Linked DNA regions of Homo sapiens: region 1 is linked to region 2. A link is a loop called in an ENCODE intact Hi-C map of the cell type or tissue named here. Cell type or tissue: heart left ventricle. All regions are shown on one strand. Region 1 overlaps SMG1 (SMG1 nonsense mediated mRNA decay associated PI3K related kinase). Region 2 has its middle 15 kb from the start of TMC7.

Region 1 (8,000 bases), 73 kb after region 2:
ATTGGCTTTAGTGCAAATCTCATTTCCTGGTTTATATCCATTATAAATTAGATCTCACCATGAGAGCAAAATCCCTTAATAAACCTAGGTAAAAGCAATTTGAAGTAATATGATGCTTACTCCAGTGACACCACTAGGTATGGTGTTTGCATCAAGTCATTTTGGGGTGCTTTATGGAAATACTTCCTAGTAGGGAATTCCCTGACTTCACACTTTCCAGAGATGACACTCTCTCTCTTTTTCTCTCTAATACTTACAAGAATGGACTGCAAGGCTACATTTAGTCAGGCGATACCATCCCCAGCACATGGTGGATTGTTGGTGTGAGGTCTAAGGATTCTGGTCATTTGAAACGAATGGCCTCCTAGATTTGTGGCATTTTTCTGTATATTGAGAATAGGTAGCTAAAATAAGTGGTAACTATATTTGCATGTGATTTGTATGTTACAGTTAACATTTAAATTCTCTTATGTACTAAAATTTTTTTGGTTGCCACATTAAGCCTCTTTATCCTGTAAGGCACAGAGTGGCTTTCCACCTCAATTTTTGCTTTAATGTATGAACCCTAATGGGACCATAGTTCAACTAAAGGCACCTAACTCATGAATGATATTTGCTCCATGTTTGAACAACAAATGTTTTAACCCACTGTCTTCACTAATATTGTAACTACTGTCTTACAGATTGACTTGATGCAAAACATCACAAAGGCTCCATATTATACAGTATGCGATTTTTGAGGTATGAGCTTTAGAAACTTACCTCTCATGTGGCATGTACATCAGGCTTTAACTTCAGTTTGATCGTTGTGGGGAAATTTATGCATTTCTTTTTTTTTCTCTCCATGATATTTTTAGAATATTAAAGGGGCTGTAGAGGTATTTTTGGATCATTGCTAGGATTCTTAGACTTAACAGATAGATTTTCTTTTTTCACTAAATTGAGACACTAATTCTGGCAGATGATATCCCTTTCAGCTCTTCTAACTAACTAGCCTAACATTCATGCCTGCTTCTTGGAGTTCAAATCTGCAGTTTCTATTTTGTGGCTTTGATTGCCTCATTTTAAGTGCTCATTTCCGTTCTTTAACAGTTTTCTATTTATTGGACTGGGATGATCTTGTTGGTGCTAACAGCCTGACATTGACATTTTTTGAAACCTAAGTAGTCAAGATTGTATAAAAATAGAAATTTCATATAAATGCTAAAGCATTTTGTGCTTTTAGGTTCAGAATGCTTACAACCTGAGTTCTGGTTGGGGATGCTTTGATCAATTTGTATTAAAATAATTTGGCAACTAGGGAGTTTTTAGGTATTTCTGAGACAGTGGCTCTATTCCAGTTAGTTTTTTTTTGTTATATTTCTGAAAACACAAATTTTTTTTGGGAAAAAAATCTCAGTGTTCATAACTTAGGGGATTTAGAAACCTTATTTCTAACCAACGGGGAAGCGGCTCCTGGTTTTACAGTTTAGTTTGAAATCAGATGCTTCGTAGTTGGAAACACATTGTTGGTAGCAACAGATTACCCGGTTTCTTCAGTGAAGTATTTAAGTTGCTCTATATTGACTGTAAAAACTTGTCTTGATTATATTCATATACTCATGAACTGTTTGTACATTGTCTTTTAGACTGGAAACTGAGTTTATTTTGTATTATGGTCATAATAACTTTTAACATACCCTGCAAACTAAGCGTTTCTTTATAATTCATTATCTTATTTAAGCCTCACAACAACCTTGCATGTTAGGTAGGTATCATCCTCATTTTATGCAAGAGACAACCAAGGCTTGGAGATCAAGTAATTTGTGCAAAGGCACACATACTTTTCAGTGCTGGAGCTGGGATTTGAGCCCAGATCTTTTTTTAACTTGTATTCTCTGCTGCCTTATGGTACTACTGTGTCACCAGAAAGTGATACAAATATTTAACTCTTAATAGTAAAGGTAGTATAGGAGATAAGTAAACATGATGAAAACAGGAAGTGAAGATATGTTTAAATATTGGCAGACTCCATTTATCTTTGTGTTTCCGAATTAGTCAAGTGCTTATTTTATTCGCTCATCTAATAAGAGCTTACTGTGGCATACATATAAAGTTCAAACTCTGTCAGAAAAGATTATAAGCTCTCTTATGTTTCAATCTCCTTTCAGAAAGTAATCGTATGCTATGATTTATATAGATGCATGTTAAATGTGCTATTTTTAGGTACATAAGGAATGTCTTTTCATTAGTTTAAAAAAGTTATGGTCCATTGAGTTAATATTTTAATGCTTATAGACTTAGTATACTCAGAAAATATTCTCATACATTTTTCTTGAAATTCCATAGATTTTATTTTCCCTTATGTTCTAAGTACTTAGCTTTATGAATAAATGAACTCTGAATATTAGAAGATACTCCTTATGGAGCCTTAGTCATTTTAGTATGCTAGGTTTTGAATTTCATGAAGTTTCAGATTGAGATCCTTTATAAGTAATGACTTGTACCAGTTAGATATCCAAGTTTAATTGGACCTGTTGTCTGCATTCTGTATTAACAGTGATTGCAGTAAGTGCAGATCAAGGTGTCCAACTGATTGAGCTCATGCTAAGTTTTATGTTTAGTATTTTTGGAAGCAAGGAAAGACTAATAAACTCTAAACGAAATATATACAGTATACAAACACTGCTGTCACTTTTACACCATAGAGGGAGGGGCAAAGCATAGAGGAATAGCTTAGTGTCTGGCCTTGCCAGTGTCCTAAACTTTTCTAAAAGATTCAGGTTCTAAAAGGTTGAGAAAGCATTTTTAGTAAATATCATAGAAGTGATTTTCTTTTTTTTTTTTTTCTCAAAGTTGTTCCTCTCAGGAGAAAATCAGTAGGGGAAGAACTTACTTGGATTTTTCGTATGCTATAATAGATTATTTTGTTGTCTTCTTTCTTGATAGTTTATGATTGATGGCTGAAAGAGTAACACTCATGAGAAGTCTTGTAACTCAGCTCTGTTTTACTTATGAGGTAGTTGAAGCGTAGAGCAGATACTTAGATGAGGACACACTTTTACCCTTGGCTGTACCCTACTTGTTTACTAATAAGCATCAGGTATTATTCTAAACAGTACCTGAATTTTAAATAGATTATGAACTACAACTTTCTGATATCACTTTATTGCATTTCTGATACCTTTTATTTTCTTAAAATGTCTTCTTTTTTAATTTTTAAAATTCTGATTGCTACTCTTTACAATTAAGGCATCTGCAATGGGGTCTTCAATACTACAGTACCTAATCAGTACTTAGAAAATAACTTGGTAAGACATTGCCCGTCCCTGACATGCTGCCAGTGTTTTTTATTTTTATGACAGGAAAGGCTGAAATTTTTTGACTGATTAACCCTCTCCATGGGGGAGAATTTAGAAAGAATTATTCTTATTATCAAGTCATGTGAGGAGAACACTGGACCAGAGTAACCAATTGTTCTGTTTTGCCTGGGACAGGAGACTTTCAATGGTAAAACCAGCAAAGTCACCCTAATCCCAGTAGTTGTTCATATTTCTGAATGGGTCTTTAGAACAATAGAAGAGACTGAAAAGTTGGCATTTCATCCATTGAGAATCTCTTCCCAGTGAAAGACTTCTTATTAGACAGCTGAGTGCTTACATATAATATATAGTACATATTACACTAAATAGTAATGGTTAAATGTAAAATTTGGGAGAAGAGAGGCTTGTATAAAGAAATATTTATTTATGTTATTTAAAGTTCTAATCTTAAACTTTTCTCTTTTTATAGAACTGATAGTGCATCAGCCGACCCAGATAATTTAAAATATTCTTCATCCAGAGATAGAGGTGGTTCTTCCTCTTATGGACTGCAACCTTCAAATTCAGCTGTGGTGTCTCGGCAAAGGCACGATGATACCAGAGTCCACGCTGACATACAGAATGACGAAAAGGGTATATATATTTTCTTATTGCTACAAGCATGTTTTTTGAACCTACCTGTCTCACCTTCCTGCCTTCTTATACCCCCAACTTTCTTGCTTTCTTCTAATATATTTAAAATATGAATAACAAATGCAGTGTTATTTCTGAAAACCTCATAGGACATTTATCCACTTTATTATTTTTAAAATTTAAAATTTTTTCCATACATAATTCATAAATGCAGTTTTCTTACAAGGAAGATACAATACTATTTTTGTTTTTATTTTCAAAAATATTTAGCTAAGGTTGAAGTTCCTCTTGGCTACTATCTCTAAACTTCAAGAAAGTTTTAAAACAAGGTACAAAATTTGATTTAATTTAGTTTTCATTTCTTTGCTTATTTTCCAATGAAGGGATCAAAATAAAATTAATTTAACTTCAAAGGTGTATTAAAAGAAATCAAAATGATTTTCAAGGCAGACAGTACAGGAAAAAGGTAGGAGAAGCAAAGGCTGGTTGAGCTGCAGATTGAGTAATAAGATCCTGAGCTATCAGGAAATTGACTGAATGAAACGAACAATCATATTTAAATAACGTACACATTGCTGTTTGTAGGTGGCTACAGTGTCAATGGAGGATCTGGGGAAAATACTTATGGTCGGAAGTCGTTGGGGCAAGAGCTGAGGGTTAACAATGTGACCAGCCCTGAGTTCACCAGTGTTCAGCATGGCAGTCGTGCTTTAGCCACCAAAGACATGAGGAAATCACAGGGTAAGGCTGGGAAAACGGGGACCAATCACATACACCTTCCAAAGACTTGTATCTCCTCTTATTCTGGATGCCTCTTACTAACGCCTTGCACAGGCATAAGTTGATTAGCCTACTGTGCAGGTAAAAATTGTTTACATTCATTTCCCACTAGAAAGGTTATAGTACATTTTAAAAGAGAAGCCTCTTAAAACAAGATTAGAAGACTGGATAAGATCTTACAGAAAAGGTTTACCCAATTATCGTGGATATTGAATGTATAGTGCATAGTAGGCTCTTACTACAGCAAGTCCTTGAACTCTTGGGCCTGTGGAGGATATAGATATATATAGAGAGGGGGTACTTTTCTGTCTTTTTTTTTTTTCTCTTTTAAGTTCAGGGTACGTGTGCAGGATGTACAGGTTTGTTATGTAGGTAAACGTGTGCCATGGTAGTTGGCTGCACAGATCATCCCATCATCTAGGTATTAAACCCACCATCCATTAAGCTATTCTTGCTGATGCTCTCCTTCCCCCTGCCCCCTAGAGTGGGTACTTTTCTGGTTTTTTTTTTTGTTGTTGTTTTCAATATATTTTTTTGAGACAGTCTTGCTCTGTCACCCAGGCTGGAGCACAGTGCTGCAATCTCTGCTCACTGCAACCTCCGCCTCCCAGGTTCAAGTGATTCTCGTGCCTCAGCCTCCCAAGTAGCTGGGGTTACAGGTGCATGCCACCACACCCAGCTGATTTTTGCATTTTTAGTGGAGACAGGGTTTCACCATGTTGGCCAGGCTGGTCTCGAACTCCTGACCTCAAGTGATCACGCGTGCTCATTACAGGCGTGAGCCACCGGGCCCTGCCTAGAGTGGGCACTTTTCTAAAGTTAAATACACTGATAGCATTTCTGCCTTATGATGTAGCCTCACTGTATAGGTGAGTGCCTTGGAAGTTCAGAGGATTGGCCAGGTGCAGTGGCTCCTGCCTGTAATCCCAGCACTTTGGGAGGCTGAGACGGGCGGATCACGAGGTCAGGAGATCGAGACCATCCTGGCTAACACGGTGAAACCCTGTCTCTACTGAAAATACAAAAAATTAGCCGGGTGCGGTGGTGGGCGCCTGTAGCCCCAGCTACACGGGAGGCTGAGGCAGGAGACTGGCGTGAACCCGGGAGGTGGAGCTTGCAGTGAGCTTAGATCGCGCCACTGCACCCCAGCCTGGGCGACAGAGCGAGACTCTGTCTCAAAAAAACAACAACAAAAAAGAAAGTTCAGAGGATTGGAGGTAATGATAATTTTTTTCCTTAAAGAGAAATTTATCGGTAAAGCTGAGTTATGGGGCTTTGTCAGATGTAATTACTTTTTGGACATTTAGTTTTTGACTTTTTTTTTTTTTTTTTTAATACTGTGTGTGTGCTTTGTGTATCTTGGTGAAAATCTTTGTGCCTGTAGCTTTTATTGTTGGTATATAACTTTTAAAAAACTGATTTCTTTTTATGTTTTCACAAGTGGAATGAATTCAAAGGCTATGCTGTTTGTTAAAATAGAGTATTTGAAGCCTGAGACTTATGATATTATAGAAGCTAAACAGCGACTCTAAAGTAGTTCAGTAAACAATTCCTCTTCTTCAAAGGCTCAGGGTCATGTAGTTTGCTAGTGACAGAATTGTAAGTAGAGCCTAATTTCCCAGCTGGTAACTTGATGACATTTTTGGTATCTGTCCTTATTGAAATACTCTATGGGCTAGGGATTTGTAAAAACCCTATTCTTCTCTCAGACATTGTAGTTTCTTTTTTTTTAACTTTTAAGTTCAGGATACCAGTGCAGATTTGTTACATTGGTAAACTTGTGTCATGAGGGTTTGTAGTATAGATTATTTTATCACCCAGGTATTAAGCCTGGTACCCATTGGTTGTTTCTCTTGATCCTCTCCCTTCTCCCACCCCCTACCCTCCAAAAGGATCCAGTGTGTGTTGTTCCCCTTGTATTTATTTATTTATTTATTTATTTATTTATTTATTTATGAGATGGAGTATCTCCCTGTCACCCAGGCTGGAGTGCAGTGGCGCAATCTCAGCTCACTGCAGCCTCCACCTCCCAGATTAAAATGATTCTCCTGCCTCAGCCTCCCGAGTAGCTGGGATTACAGGAGCGCGCCACCACGCCCGGCTAATTTTTTGTATCTTCAGTAGAGACGAAGTTCCACCACGTTGGCCAGGCAGGTCTTAAACTCCTGACCTCGTGATCTGCCTTCCTCGGCCTCCCAAAGTGCTGGGATTACAGGTGTGAGCCACCATGCCCAGCCTTCTGGTTTCTTTTTTTACCAATGTTTTCTCATACCTTAGAAATGAAACTGTCAGACCCTTTGTGATTTGTTGTTTACGTATGTATTGGCTAATTATGGTAAATAGCACAGTTGAAAATGTTTTGCAAAAATTGAGGTTTTTTTTTGTTTTGTTTTTTGAGACAGTCTCGCTCTGTCACCCAGGCTGGAATGCACTAGTGTGATTTCACTGCAACCTTCGCTTCCCAGGCTAAAGCGATCCTCCCACCTCAGCCTCCTGAGTAGCTGGGATTACAGGCATGTGCCACTATGCCCAGCTAATTTTTGTATTTTTCGTAGAGATGGGGTTTTACCATGTTGCCCAGGCTGGTCTCGAACTCCTGGGCTCAAGTGATCTGCCTGCCTTGGCCTTCCAAAGTGCTGGGTAATTACAGGCAAGAGCCACCTCGCCCAGCAAAAATCTAGTTTTTAAAGGCATCTTTATTATACTCATAGTATTCACTATTGTTTGCTTGTTCTTGTGATTAAAAAATAAGGGGAGAAAAGTTGTGGTTTGCTACCTTTCTAGTGGAGGCATGCCTTGCATGTGGTAGATGATAATTAGACATTTGTTGAACTAAATGTGTGAAAACTTCATCCCAGGGAAATGATGATAATGTGAATAAGAGGCTTTCCTCCAGTGGGATACCTAGATGATAAGTAGAAGCCTATATCCTGTTTTTACTTGATTGAGACTTTATCCGTACCCCTTGGAAGTTGTTTAATTTACCTACACCCGGGCTCTTTACCTGCATGTTGAAAACAGTTTGGAATGGACCCAAAGAAAGTTGTTACTAAGGCCTTTCTTTTTTCTCTCCCAGCCAGTCCTCTGGATTGAGGTGTTCGGTTGGCCTAGGGTTATTCATTTCTTGTTTCCTTCAGCAAATATTTTTTTGAGGGTCTGTTATTTGCCAGGTACTCTGCTGGGATCTGGAATATAGAGATGAACAAAAGAGTGATAGGACCTATATTCCCTGAGCTTTTATTGACCAGTGGACTGTGACTTTTGATGTAATTTTATTTTTGAGAG
Region 2 (8,000 bases):
TCAGACTCCATCTCAAAAGCTTTGACCTCTGATAACATCCAGAAAAAAACATTCTTCCCCTCAGATCCAAGAAGATGAAGACATGATCAAAACCTGAATGCTGGACTATTTCAGAAGTGAGGGGTCCCTTGGCCTGAAAGATCCAGGGCTAGGATCTGCCTCAACATACCTTATTGTAAATGGTCAAATTTTTTTTTTTTGGAAACGGGGTCTTGCTCTGTCGCCCAGGCTGGAGTGCAGAGGCGCAATCTCGGCTCACTGAAAGCTCCGCCTCCCGGGTTCATGCCATTCTCCTGCCTCAGCCTCCCGAGTAGCTGGGACTACAGGTGCCCGCCACCACGCCTGGCTAATTTTTTGTATTTTTAGTAGAGACAGGGCTTCACCACGTTAGCCAGGATGGTCTCGATCTCCTGACCTCGTGATCCACCCGTCTCGGCCTCCCAAAGTGCTGGGATTACAGGCGTGAGCCACCGCGCCCGGCCTCGTAAATGGTCAAATTTGAAGTCCTCCAATCAGACTCTGCCAAGCCGACATTTTCAAATCCTTTCCTTTGCCCTCTGGTCCATTAAAACTTGCCCCAGGCCCCAAATAGAGGAGACAGATTTGAGCCTGACTCCTGTCTCCTTGCTGGCTGATTTTGCAATAAAACCTTTTTCATTTTTTCAAAAGCCAGTGCTGTAGTTATTGGCTTCTGTGCACATCAGGAAGCGAGCCCATTTGCTCCATAATAAATTGACAAAAGCAGATCAATGAAGAAAAAAGGATCCACAATTTATTCATGTGCCTATGAACACATGAGCCATACACAAAGCATGAGACTCGAAGAGAGACCAGGTGGTTGAAAATTAAATATTCTCTTCATGGCCGGGCACGGTGGCTCATGCCCGCAATCCCAGCACTTTGGGAGGCTGAGGCGGGCAGATCAGGAGTTCAAGATCAGCCTGGCCAACATGGCAAAACCCCGTCTTTACTAAAAATACAAAAATTAGCCAGTCATGGTGGCGCATGCCTGTAATCTCAGCTACTCGGGAGGCGGAGGCAGGAGATTCACTTGAACCCAGGAGGCAGAGGTTGCAGTGAGCCGAGTTTGTGCCACTGCACTCCAGCCTGGATGACAAAGCAAGACTCTGTCTCAAAAAAAAAAAAAAAAAAAACTCTCTTCATAGGAGAGATGTATGGACCTGGAGACAGATATTATTTTGAAAGTGATTCTCTTTGCAAGCTGGATGAGACAGACAGGTTTGATGTACCAGGTGAGGGGTGGAACTGCACAGGAACAAATATTGGCTTATTATGCAGGTAAAAGTCCTCCAGGTAATCCCTTAGAGCTGCCCTCAGAAGAACAGATGAAAAGTCTGGATGTGGTGACGACTCCCAGTCTCTTCTGGTTACTTGATGAGATTCCTAGGGAAGGTGTCTTAGACAATTGCATTTCTTTGGAGATAAGTGTTCTTAGATAAGGACAGAGTCCCTCCTGTTGCTTCAGGAAAGAGGATCAGAAAGACAAGGAGGTGAGTGAAGGTCACAGAGGGACCTCGAGGCTGCTTCTTTAGATCAGTAAAAAGGACAAAGCACCATATTTTTGGGGTATTGTTTTCTGAGCCCTAATGACATTCATAGCATATAGAGTTTTTGTCCTCATGGTTACAAGATGGCTGCCACATCTCCAAACATCATATCCCTGTTCAAGACAATAAAAAAGGTTTAAGGACAAAACCAGCAGAAGTTGGCATTATGGCCATCCAGAGATGCAAGAAAGTCTGGAAAAGTGAAGATCTGGTTTTCTAGACTCTAGAATGAGGTTCTGAATAATATCAGGTGATCCAACCAACATTGTCTGCTATGGCTCTTCCTTCAACAAGTAACACAAACGTTCATAAACGAAGAATGATTGTATTAAACCCTGTGTTTCTGATGCTCTTTTCTGAAGCATTAGGAGGATCTCTCAGAAACTTCCTTATCTGACTCAGAAAGCTTGTTTTGGGAAGCTGTTGTCAGCATTGGAGGGGTGGTGTTAGAAAAAACATCACATAATGGCAGCATGCGGTGGCTCACGCCCATAATCCCAGCCCTTTGAGATGCTGAGATGGATGGATTGGCTGAGCTCAGGAGTTCAAGACCAACCTGGGCAACATGGCCAGATCTCATCTCTACTAAGAATTTTTTTAAAATTAGGGCCGGAGGCCGGGCAAGGTGGCTCACACCTGTAATCCCAGCACTTCGGGAGGCCAAGGCGGGCAGATCACAAGGTCAAGAGATGAAGACCATCCTGGCCAACACGGTGAAACCCCCTCTCTACTAAAAATACAAAAATTAGCTGGGTGTGGGTGGTGCACGCCTTTAGTCCCAGTTACTCAGGAGGCTGTGGCAGGAGAATCACTTGAACCCGGGAGACGGAGGTTGCAGTGAGCTGAGATCACGCCACTGTACTCCAGCATGGTGACAGAGCAAGATTACATCTCAAAAAAAAAAATAGCAACTGGGAGCGGTGGCTTACGCCTGTAATCCCAGCACTTCAGGAGGCTGAGGTGGGCAGATCACCTGAAGTCAGGAGTTCGAGACCAGCCTGGCCAACATGGTAAAACCCTGTCTCTACTAAAAATACAAAAATTAGCCAGGCATGGTGGCGCATGCCTGTAGTCCCAGGTGCTCAGGAGGCTGAGGCAGGAGAATCACTTGAACCTGGGGGGCAGAGGTTGCAGTGAGCCAAGATCACATCATTGCACACTAGCCTGGGAAATAGAGCGAGACTCTGTCTCAACAACAACAACAACAACAAAAATAGCCAAACATGGTGACGCACACCTGTAGTCCCACCTACTTAGGAGGCTGAGGTGGGAGGATCATTTGAGTCTGGGAGGTCAAGGCTTCAGTGGGCCGCATTTATGTCACTGCACTCCAGCCTGGTTGACAGAGCAAGACCCTGTTTCAAAAAAACAGACACCACATATTTGATGTCAAAAGGGAAAAAAAACCTCTCATTTGGTGTCAGGCGTGGTATGAGAAGTAAAACCTCCTTCACCTACTAAAGGACATGTTGGTTGATATCAAGTTTTGGCAATTATGAATAAAGCTGCTTGACAGGGTTTGGACGCCCTGCCCAAATCTCATGTTGAAATGTAATCCCCACTGTTGGAGGTGGGACCTGGTGGGAGGCAACTGGCTCATGGGATCAGGTTTCTTATGAACATGAATAGAGGCTATTCTACTCTTATGAATAGAAGATGGTTATCTTCTATTTCTTCCTGTGGGGTCTTAAAGATATTTTGGAGTAGCCGGGTGCTGTGGCTCATGCCTCTAATCCCAACACATTGGGAGGCCAAGGCAGATGAATCACTTGAGGCCAGGAGTTCGAGACCAGCCTGGCAAACATGGCGAAACCCTGTCTCTACCAAAAATACAAAAATTAGCTGGTGTGGTGGCGGGTTCTTGTAATCCCAGCTACTCAGGAGGCTGAGACAGGAGAATCGCTTGTACTCCAGAGGCGGATGTTGCAGTGAGCCGAGATCATGCCACTGCATTCCAGCCTAGGCAACAGAGTGAAACGCTTTCTCAAAAAAATAAAATAAAATCATAATCATAATCATAATTAATGTTATAATTTTAATTTAAAAAATCACTTCATCTATATAGCTCTTCCTGCACCCCTAAGTAGCACATGCTGAGTCAGGCTTTGCAGTTTAAATGTGAATTAATTTGCAGATCCACACTGTTGTGGCTGAAGCCACCCCCTTCTCTGATGGGGAACAAAGCACAATTGCCAGACCTTCCACACGTGGCCACCAGAGGGCGCGCCGAAGTAGCCAAACTCGCTAAGGAACAGGGCGGTCCCCAGGGAACCATCCCGAACCAAAAGCCGTTTTATTTTCCAAAGGCTGACAGGGGGGGCCCCCGCGGGGTGTTCACACTCTATCTCCTCCTAAGTAAACAAACTTAATTGCTATTTAATTTCTTCCAAATTGCATCAACAGTCAAAAAGAAATTACTCCACTTGCCCTTTGCATTTTTTTGCAGTAGGCTCCTAGTAATCTGGACAATTTAATGAAGTCGTTTGCAGGGAAGCAATTGGATTTCAATGCCTCTCTCCCTGGTGCTCGCCCTGTCATTTCTGCCCAGTTGTGATTTGCCGTGAATCTCTCAACATATCAATGCATCATTTTGCCTTTGTGGTCTGATGACAAATAACATTTTCAGATCTGGGTATATAAATATGTCTCTGTAGCCATTGCGATTCACTTTTTCATGTACAAAAGATAGAAAATAGCTTTTCTCCCATTCAGGTCCTTCCTCCCTTCATCCCTCACATTGGGTTTTACTGTTGACTGTTGACTTTCTGCCCACTTCATCCTTTGGTCTCATTGTGTTCTGGGGAAGACAGAAATGAATAACACCTGGCCCCCCTTTCATTCTTCAGGTTAGCATAGTTCTAGGCACTGGAAAAGGAGTGAACAAGAATCCCTATCATATTCACAATCACCAAGAGGTAGCATCAATCCAAATGTTCATCAAAGAATGAATGAATGGCCGGGCACGGTAGCTCACGCCTGTAATCCCAACACTTTGGGAATCAAGGTGGGTGGATCGCAAGGTCAGGAGTTCGAGACCAACCTGGCCAATATGGTGAAACTCCGCCTTTACTTAAAAAAATACATAAATTAGTCAGGCATGGTGGCATGCACCTGTAATTCCAGCTATTTGGGAGGCTGAGGCAGGAGAATTGCTTGAACCCGGGAGGCGGAGGTTGCAGTGAGCCGAGATCATGCCACTGCACTCCAGCCTGGGTGACAGAGCAACAAGACTCTGTCTCAAAAAAAAAGAGAATGGAAAAATGAGCCTGGTGCAGTGGCTCACGCCTGTAATCCCAGCAATTTGGGAGGCCAAGGCAGGAGGACCATTTGAGATCAGGAGTTGGAGACCAGCCTGGCCAACATGGCGAAACCACATCTCTAATAAAAATACAAAAATTAGGCCGGGCGCAGTGGCTCACGCTTGTAATCCCAGCACTTTGGGAGGCTGAGACAGGCGGATCGCCTGAGGTCGGGAGTTCAAAACCAACCTGACCAACATGGAGAAACCCTGTCTCTACTAAAAATACAAAATTAGCCAGGCGTAGTGGTGCATGTCTGTAATCCCAGCTACTTGGGAGGCTGAGGCAGGAGAATCACCTGAACCCAGGAGGCGGAGATTGCGGTGAGCTGAGATCACACCATTGCACTCCAGCCTGGGCAACAAGAGTGAAACTCCGTCTCAAAAGAAAAAAGATAAAATAAATTTTAAAAATACAAAAATTAGCCAGGTGTGGTGGCTCACACCTGTAATCCCAGCTACTTGGGAGGCTGAGGCAAGAGAATCACTTGAACTGGTGAGGCAGAGGTTTCAGTGAGCCGAGATTGCACCATTGCACTCCAGCCTAGCAACAGAGCAAGACTCTGTCTCAAAAAATAAATAAGTAAATGAACAAAATGTGGGTTATTTGTGCAACGGAACATTATTCAGCCATAAAAAAGAGGCCAGGCATGATGGCTCATGCCTGTAATCTCAGCACTTTGGGAGGCCAAGGCAGGCAGATCACCTGAGGTAGGGAGTTGGAGATCAGCCTGACCAGCATGGAGAAACTCCATCTCTACTAAAAATACAAAAATTAGCCAGATGTGGTGGTGTGCACCTGTAATCCCAGCTACTTGGGTGGCTGAGGCAGGAGAATTGCTTGAACCCGGGAGGCAGAGGTTGTGGTGAGCCGAGATCGCACCATTGCACTCTAGCCTGGGCAACAAGAGCAAAACTTCATCTCAAAAATAAATAAATAAATAAATAAAGTGCTGCTACATGCTATAATGTAGATGAACCACAAAAGCTTTAATGCTAAGTGAAAGAAGGTAGACACAAAAAGTCGCAAATTGGGTGATTTCATTTATATGAAATGTCCAGAATAGGCAAATCCACAGACAGAGAATAGATTGGTGGTTGCCAGTGGAGGTGGAGGGGAGAATGGAGAATGGCTGCTTAATGGGTATGAGGTCTTCTTTGGGGTGATGAAAACATTTTGGAGCTAGATAGAGGTGATGACTGTTTGACATTGTGAATGTCCTGAATTGTACAGTTTATGTAATGTGAATTTCACCTCAGTTAAAAAGAAAAGAAAAAATTCCTGCCCTTATGGGTGCAGTAGCATGATCACAGCTCAATGCAGCCTCCAACTGCTGGACTCAAGCAATCCTCTGGCCTCAGGCTCCTGAGTAGCTGGGATTGCAGGTACACACCGTAACACCTGGTTAATTTTTTTAAGATGGGGGCTGGCTCTGTCACCTAGGCTGGAGTGCAGTAATGCAATCTTGACTCAGTGCAGCCTCGTCCCATCTCAGCCTCCCAAGTAGCTGCGACTACAAGTGCGTGTCACCATGTCTGGCCAATTTTTAAATGTTTTATAGAGATGGGGTCTCGCTGTATTGTCCAGGATGGTCTCAAACTCCTGGGCTCGAGTGATTCTGCCAAGGTGCTGGGATTACAGGAATAAGCCACCATGCCTGGCCCCTAGAGTTTGTATCCTAAAGTGGGAGTTGGGGGTGGGGGTGGGAATGGGGAGACGGACAAATAAATTGTTTCGCTCTAGTGTGGAAACTGCCCTGGCAGACACATACTAAGGGAGACACATACTAAGGGACTAAATTCCAGGTGGCAATATTGTACTGCAGAAGTTTCCCAGAAATTGGCAGAGCACGGTAGCTTACGTCTGTAATCCCAGCACTTTGCGGGGCTAAGGTGGGCCGATCACTTAAGGTCAGGAGTTCGAGACCAGCCTGTCCAACATGGTGAAACCCTGTCTCTACTAAAAATACAAAAATTAGCCAGGTGTGGTGGCCTCTAATCCCAGCTACACAGGAGGCTGAGGCAGGAGAATTGCTTGAACCTGGGAGGTGGAGGTTGCAGTGAGCCAAGATTGCACCACTACACTCCAGCCTGGGCGACAGGGCGAGACTCTGTCTCAAAAAAAAGAAAAAGTGGCCAGGCACAGTGGCTCACGTCTGTAATCCCAGCACTTTGGGAGGCCAAGTTGGGCGGATCACGAGGTCAGGAGTTCGAGACTATCCTGGCTAACACAGTGAAACCCTGTCTCTACTAAAAATACAAAAAATTAGCCAGGCGTGGTGGCGGGTGCCTGTAGTCCCAGCTACTCAGGAGGCTGAGGCAGGAGAATGGCATGAACCCGGGAGGCGGAGCTTGCAGTGAGCCGAGATCGCATCACTGCACTCCAGCCTGGACGACAGAGCGAGACTCCATCTCAAAAAAAAAAGAAAAAATAAAAAGAAGTTTCCCAGCAGTCCCAGGGGTTGAGTCCCAGCCCTGGCTGTGTGAGCAAGTCATATATTTGTATTAATTTATACACATGAGATACCTTCAATCTGCAGAGATGCAGGATGTCCCCGGGTCTTTCTGTTCTTTCTGATGTGTCCATCTCTGTCTATTTTCAAAGTCTTAAATCCTGTCCGCATTTCAACCAGTCGCAACCTGACAACTGTGTTGAGTGATGTGACTTTGGGATTTACGAGAAGCAGAAGGGCCTTTTTAATCTGCAGGATGCAAAGACAGGAAACGGGATGCTCACAGACCAGAGCCCTTGGCTTTTACATAACAGTTCTCATCTGCCTTGTTTTTGCTGTTTGTTTGTTTGTTTGTTTGTTTGTTTGTCTGTTTGTTTTGAGACGGAGTTTCACTCTTTTTCCCCAGGCTGGAGTGCAATGGCGCAATCTCGGCTCACTGCAACCTCCATCTCCCGGGTTCAAGTGATTCTCTTGCCTCAGCCTCCTGAGTAGCTGGGATTACAGGCGTGAGCCACCGCACCCGGCCTGCTTTGTGTTTGTTTTGTTTTGCTTTTTGAGACAGGGTCTCTGTTGTTGTCCAGACTGGAGTCCAGTGGCGCAATCTTGGCTCACTGCAGCCTCAGTTTCCCAGGTTCAAGAGACCCTTCTGCCTCATCCTCCTGAGTAGCTGAAATGACAGGC

What was found. Peaks named below come from ENCODE experiments on the same cell type or tissue, not always from the same donor. Only the 100,000 strongest peaks of a DNase experiment are listed, where the experiment ranks them.
Region 1: it touches region 2 in a loop (7-fold over the local background); 13 of 110 quality-filtered maps call a loop at or near these places.

The regions. Positions count from the first base shown.
Region 1 is chr16:18,892,728-18,900,727 of GRCh38, reverse strand. SMG1 (SMG1 nonsense mediated mRNA decay associated PI3K related kinase) reads left to right here. Exons shown (of 63, transcript NM_015092.5): 2 at 3,772-3,935; 3 at 4,521-4,676. Among named protein-coding and RNA genes, the nearest start is that of SMG1-DT, 29 kb to the left of the region's middle. In heart left ventricle, no CTCF peak of the experiment used is centred here; no DNase peak of the experiment used is centred here; H3K4me3 peaks cover 473 bases; H3K27ac peaks cover 2,414 bases.
Region 2 is chr16:18,965,254-18,973,253 of GRCh38, reverse strand. No RefSeq gene overlaps it. Among named protein-coding and RNA genes, the nearest start is that of TMC7, 15 kb to the left of the region's middle. RefSeq lists an enhancer at 465-965. In heart left ventricle, a CTCF peak has its summit at 3,778 (motif pointing right); a DNase peak (open chromatin) is centred at 3,813; H3K4me3 peaks cover 499 bases.